Linked DNA regions of Mus musculus: region 1 is linked to region 2. A link is a contact called in ENCODE Hi-C data. All regions are on one chromosome and are shown on one strand. The core of a region is the stretch at or near the end of the contact, and the rest is flanking DNA. Distances in the headings are between cores, read along the strand shown.

Region 1 (2,988 bases), core at 329-2,828, 1.0 Mb after region 2:
CCAGTTTGATTCCCAGCACCTACAGGGAGGCTCACAACAGCCAGAATTTGTAACTCGGGTTCCAGAGGATCTGAAGTCCTCTTCTGGCAACCACCCGCACCAAGCATACCCGTGGTGCACGGACATACACGCAGACAAAATACTGATCCACTAATCATAAAGATTTCTGCTCTCAGTAATCGGAGAACGTGGCAGGAAGCCCCTCACACTCAGTGAAGGGCCACTCCGCTCTCTGCAGGAGGTAGCAGACAGAGCAGGGAACTGAAATCTGGTACCAAACCTTGCCCGGTTAGGGAAGAAAACACTGGGGGGTTGGATTTGTTGCTATGAGAGCCCATAAAGGAAGTCTGGCTACCCCTACTCTGCAGATGAGAACAACTGAGGCTTGGAAAGGTTAGGGGCTCGCTGGGAGGGGTACTCTGGCCTGAATTGTTTTTTCTCCCTATCTTGTTGCTCTGGCATCTGGTGGGACATCTAGGCATGGTGAGGGGAGGGAAGAGGAAACGTCTCAACCACTCTTGCCCCAGACCCATTCTTCTACTGTGCCTTCTTCTCTCCTCTCCTACAAGATGCAGGGTTTTGTTTTGTTTTGTTTTGTTTTGTTTTGTTTTCCTGAGTGTGTAAAGCCAGATTCTCCAGCCCCTCTGCCCAGTTTTGACACGGAGGGCCCAGCCAACCACCACCGGCCTGACTGTGGGACTGGGCCCTGCTCTCAGCACTTCGCCTATCAACCTTCCTAGTTCTCCAAGTGACTCTTTGAGATTGCATTTGCATGACAGATGAGGAAACCCACTCAGGAAAGGTGCAGGACTCCCCAAGGACACACAGCCAGGAAGTGGGAACACCCAGATTTGAGTCCAGATTGCCAGATTCCTCTGGGCACACTCTTAACTACTCTCCTACTTCTGCTGTGGCAATCAGGGTGACAGCTGATGGGTCATGGGGTTTTGCAATTTTCACAGTGTGTCAACTTGCCTGGCCCATTTTGCCCTCGATGTATCCCCATGGCCTACCCAGAGCACGCTCTGTCTATCTTTTTAACAGACATGGCTCAAAAAAAAAAAAAAAAACCAGTGACAAATCAGAGGTCGTAGAATAGCTCCAGGGGTTTGACCCCAGGACCCCTCATCTCAGCTCTTGACCCCAGGACTCCTCATCTTGGCTCTCGTTCCCTGGATCCCTGCTGCCTTCCAGAACAAGCGCTCAGCTCACTCTGTTGACTTCAGGCCCTAATCCATCTAAGCCCTGCTGACAGGTGACCTCACAGGCTCCTATGGAGCTCTCAGGAGGAGGAGGCCATGTCGAGGAAGGAGGAGGGGGAAGCAGGTGCTACCACCAGCCCGGTTCCCTTCTCTCTTGATTCCTGGCACTCTTCTTGCCTCTGACTTCCTGGAACCAGGAGGCCATCGACCTCCTGCTGGAATCTCTCCGGGGACAACATTATTGCATTCAGCGATGCTGAGCTTGGCTAAGATCTGCCTCTGAAACCTCCAAAGGAAATTCACACACCCAGGGGAGCTAATTGCCTCCTAATTTCTATTTGTGCAGGCTCGAGGGGCTTGACCTCCTCTTCAGAGGTGCTGGTCAAAGGCAGGGCTGGGGCCCCTGGACCACCGCCATGACCAACAAATGCAGGGTAACATCCGTGACACGCTTGAGCACAAGAAAGAACAGGGACATGGGGTGGGCTGGGCTGGGCCGCTGCCCATGGGCTGGGATCTCTGCAGGCCCCAGCTGGTCTCCAGTGATTCCTTGGCCAGGCCATAGAAAGGGGCAGAAATGTGGGAATCTGACATCTCTGCCCCCAAGTCCCAGAAGCATAAAGTCAGCGACTTAGTGAGTCATTGGGCCGTTGCATACTACTTCTCTAGGATTTAGTCATCAAGGGTCAGTGTGCCCGTGATGCCCATCTCTGACAGACATAGGGACAGTGCTGCCATTTTATAGAGGGTGAAACAGAGACCCAGGGGTGGAGCAGAGAAGCAACTGGCTCTGAAGAAAGACAGGAGACAAGCCAGGGCAGAGTGGAGACACTGGGTACCCAGGGCCAGGCCTTTTCAAGGTGTCACATCTCTTTCTCATTACTTCTTTTTCCTTTTATCTGTTTTTGAGACATGACCTCTTATGGCCCTGCCTGGCTTGGGTGTTGCTGCCTTGACTTAACTGAGCCTGGCAACAGTGAGTAGACAGGCATTCAAGCTAGCTGTCCTTAGTATGGGGACACGGGGGATCCTGAGGGATAGCACAAGCAATGAGGAAGCATCAGACCTCAGCATCACCTGGACCTGATGACAGCAGCTGAACGCTGGGCCGTCTCGAGTATGCCACTAACCACTCTGAAACACACGCACCAGAGGTTACACTGAGGCATACTAGTGACAGTGACAATGACATATCACCAAGCACTGTCTGTATGCCAGGCGTCCTTTAAAGTGCTCTTCACAGTCACCCTTTAATTCAAAAGTGACCCCACAATCTGAGCCTCTTGCTTCATGTATTCTTCATACATCCCAGCGAGGGGGAACTTGCACCACGTGGCAAAACAGAACCCTGCCGTCTCTTTTGCCAAGCCTGGTTTTGAGGCTAACACCTCCCACTTTTGTTGGATCGGCACACAGTAGGCTGTTAGAAGGCAGTTAGAAGTCTGCGTCCTAAGCATTGACAGCAGGCCCTGTCCTGCTGCACCAAGCTAGAGGAGACCTTAGTCAACAGGTCATGGTGGCCTGACCCTTGGCCAATAGAGAGGTGCTAAGTTCCTGGAACTCATTCAAGCCCCATGTGGAAATCCTGGCACCCCGCCCCAGGCCAGCCCAGTGCCATTATCTAAGGTGGGGCCTGAATCCGGGCTGTACAGCCAAGGTCAGGAGCCCCTGCCTTCAAGGGTCCTTGGCCAAATTCTTTTCCTGCTCACAGGGTCTTTGGAAATCTACCTGCTCTGCTATAAGACACTGGAAATGGATGACAGTAAATGTGCCTAAGGAATGGGGA
Region 2 (3,213 bases), core at 32-2,531:
GATATGAACAGTCATATATAAGGTTTTGCATGGACACACTATGATAGATAGCTTTAATTTGTCAACTTGACACAACCTAGAATCACTGAGAAGAAATTCTCAGTAAGGGATTGTCTGCATTTAGTTAGGCCTATGAGTATGCTGGTGAGGGACTGTCTTACTTAAGTTATTGGTGCGGGAAGACTCAACCCACTGTGGGCAGCACCATTCCCTATACAGGGTGCCCTGAACTATGTAAGAGTGGAGAAAGTGAGCTGATCACAAGCCAGGTAAACATGGTTACATTCATTTCTCTTTGCTCTGGATGTCATGTGACCAGCTTTTTGACATCCCCCCCCTCCCCCTGCCTTGACTTCCCCATAATGAACTGTAACCTGGAATTGAAAGCTGAAATAAGCCCCTTTGGGTACGTAGTTTCCCCTTCTGAGGAACTGCCAAGGCTGCTTCCCAAATCAGCTGGCCCATTTACCACTCCCAGCAGGAGACTGTTAACTAAGCCTTTCCTCTCACTTCCACAGGCTGATTTGGAGGAAATGCCAAAAGAGAAGTGGTTGTGAGGGTGTGTGGACACTCTAGCACTCCTGTGTAATCGTGGGTAGAGGCCAAGGATGTGGATGGAAGTTGGGTTACTCCTACAATGCACAATGCACAAGACAGTCCCAAGCACAAAACATTTAATCTGTCCCCAGCAGTCTAAATAATGCCCAGGCTGGGAATGAATTAAACAAGGTGATATCTTGAGGTCCGCTATTACCTGGTCTCACAGGCTTAGCTAGCTCAGGAGACATTTTTGAGTGTCTGGGCGCTTAAAAAAGGAGGCATTACGACTCGCGGTTGTTGTGTAAGCTAGCAAGTTTTCTCCTTTAGTCTCTCACTGGGTGCTGTACTCAGCACAGGTGCCTTAGATGTCAGGCTTCATGGACGATATCTGCTTTGTTAAACAGTGATCTTATCAACAGAGAAGGTATCAAGGAGAGACAGGATGGCCACCTGTCAGGGACGTGGAGGAGGTGCCCCGCCTTGGGGGCGGGAGTGGGTATGGGTCGTGGCTCCCCCGGGATGAAGGAGGTCCCATTTGGGCCGTGGGCCTCGTCACCTGCCAGCCCTGAGTGCCTTGCTATCCGGTGCCAACTTGGAGACTTTCCTGTGAGTTTCGCTCGCAGGCTCCGGGCGGCCACAGTCCGTGCTGTCCTCGACCCCGGCACCGCCCGCCGCCAGGCCCGGCCCTAGGGGCGCGGCCCGGCTTCCGCGCGCCCCAGGGGGCTCCCTGCTACGAGCAGCCACGGCCGAATGGCTTCTGACAAAAAACCCTTGACCACCAAGGCCGGCCTCTTCCTGCGAGCCCCGCGCGCTGCGATCCAGGAAGTGGAAGGCAGCGGCCCCGCGCTTCCCCACTGGGCGCGCGGCTGGCGGCGGCGCCCAGCCCGGCCCTCGGCGAGGGACAGCGCCAGCGCCACGCGGAGGTCGCTGCGTCCCCAATCGCCTGCCCCACGATGCGACGCGCCGAAGCGCCCTCGAGCGCCCACCCTGCCGGGTAAGTGGCAACCCGTGCCCGCCGCTCCCCAGGTGGCCCGCGTCCTGCCTCTTTTGCTCAGCTTGATCCCCGAGAGCCCTGGGTGCTCCGGATAGGGCTACGGGACGTCGTGGATGTCATGCTGAAATGAACACCCCCCACGAGCGTGCGGATCCCCCAGCAGGGACTAAGGGTGAAACTAGGTTCTGCAAGGAAAGGGGGCGGCCTTGGTGACTGCCGAACTTGGCCAAACTTTCAAATCCAGACTTTGTTAGCGGGGGGGGGGGGGGGGGGGGGGGGAAGCAGTGCACAATGTGCGGCTGGGAGGGTTTGGTGTGTTCGAGCCCGAGATGTCCGTGTAGCCATGGCTCTAGCCTAGGCTGAACTTTGGATGCAAGCACTCGCTGCCCTGGCCCAGCCAGCCCCATGCACCACGAAGCACCGCTGCTCTGCCTAAACCCCAGCTTGCGCCCTCAGGTTCTGGGACCGAGAGTGGGGGTGGGGGCGGGGGTGGGGAGTAGGGTGGTAGATAAGAAGCACCTACAACTTTAGGCAGGCCCATCCAGCAGCTAACTCTCTGCCTGGAGGATTGAGGCGCCACCAGATCCCATCTGCCACCCCACTGGATCGGCTGGGGACCTTTGGACTGGCCTTTGAAGAGCCTGGTGTGTGAGGAGGGTCTAGAGTGCTCGGGTGCAAATGATTGGCGGGATACCCAGACGCAGATGCAGTCTGAAGTGTGTGAAATTAAATGGCTTGGGAACAACCATTCGGAAGGGATTCCTACTTTTGTGCTCTTCCCTACCCCCCACCTCAAGACCTGGAACACTGCCCAGAGCTACACAAGGTTGGGAATGTCCTGTCATCCCGCCCAGCCCAGTCCTAAGAGAAGATCGGGAAGGGTGGGGTTTGAAGCTGCACCGAGTAGAAAGCGATTTCTGCGAAAGTCTTCTAGCACTTTCTGAGGTGCCATGGATGATGGACGAATCTGGGGTACCATACTTTTTGTATTTCCGTTTAAAAGTCCCGGGCCTGATCCCGGATGAATTCCCGTGGCTGCCTGTTTTAATTCTGTGACCTCATCTCTTTGAGCTTCCACTCTTTAGAACAGGAACGCTATCTGTACACATCTTGTACTCTCCAGGGTTTGGGAACAGTAGGGTGTAACTGGCCCCCATTCGGATAGGAGGGACTGGGATTGTCCTGGGGCGGGGGGTGGGGGGGTGGGGGGGGGCTTGGCTGCCTCCTTCCTCCTACCCCCAATCCCAGCTACAACCACAGCCCGGAAATTCTGTGTTGATGTTTCCCTTGGAAGTGATCTCTGTGGAGACAAATGTCATCTGCTGGGAAACTGGGAATTCCGATGCGGAAGGGGTCTCCTGGGAGCAAGTAACTGCTATACCCTGGGTGGGAAGGTAAAGCCGGCTAGAAAAGGAGGGTGAGGAATCAGGTTCTGATCTCATCTACTTCCCCATTTTCCCCAAGGATGGCCTGGCCTGACCCATTTCCTCCTGCCTTTCTTTGTTTACCTCTGTACCAGTGATTGATTTCATTGTGCCTCAGTTTACTAACAAGGATAGTCAGTAGTCACTGCTCTTCACAGGCTGTTTGGAGGGGACATCCTCAGCTGCTATTATGATTAGCATCACTGACATCTGTTGGGTGGGCCCCTTCCTTTTGCCAACTGGGTGATCTGTCTG

The links. Hi-C counts contacts between places; a loop is a spot of excess contacts on that map.
Region 1: a map of regulatory T cell shows a loop between it and region 2 (4-fold over the local background). The contact joins the enhancer-like site here to the promoter of Rin3 in region 2. A Hi-C loop is called at or near these places in 2 of 37 maps with a recorded cell type or tissue (T-helper 17 cell and regulatory T cell).

Annotation. Positions count from the first base shown.
Region 1 is chr12:103,325,876-103,328,863 of GRCm38, forward strand. The region is part of intron 7 of Asb2 (ankyrin repeat and SOCS box-containing 2); the gene reads right to left. Among named protein-coding and RNA genes, the nearest start is that of Gm15523, 9.5 kb to the right of the region's middle. Within about 2 kb of position 1,579, at least 2 of the 3 ENCODE cell types and tissues checked have a DNase peak (open chromatin) inside an H3K27ac peak, as active enhancers do.
Region 2 is chr12:102,281,793-102,285,005 of GRCm38, forward strand. It overlaps Rin3 (Ras and Rab interactor 3), which reads left to right and starts at 1,282. Exons shown (of 10, transcript NM_177620.4): 1 at 1,282-1,534. The coding sequence starts at 1,494.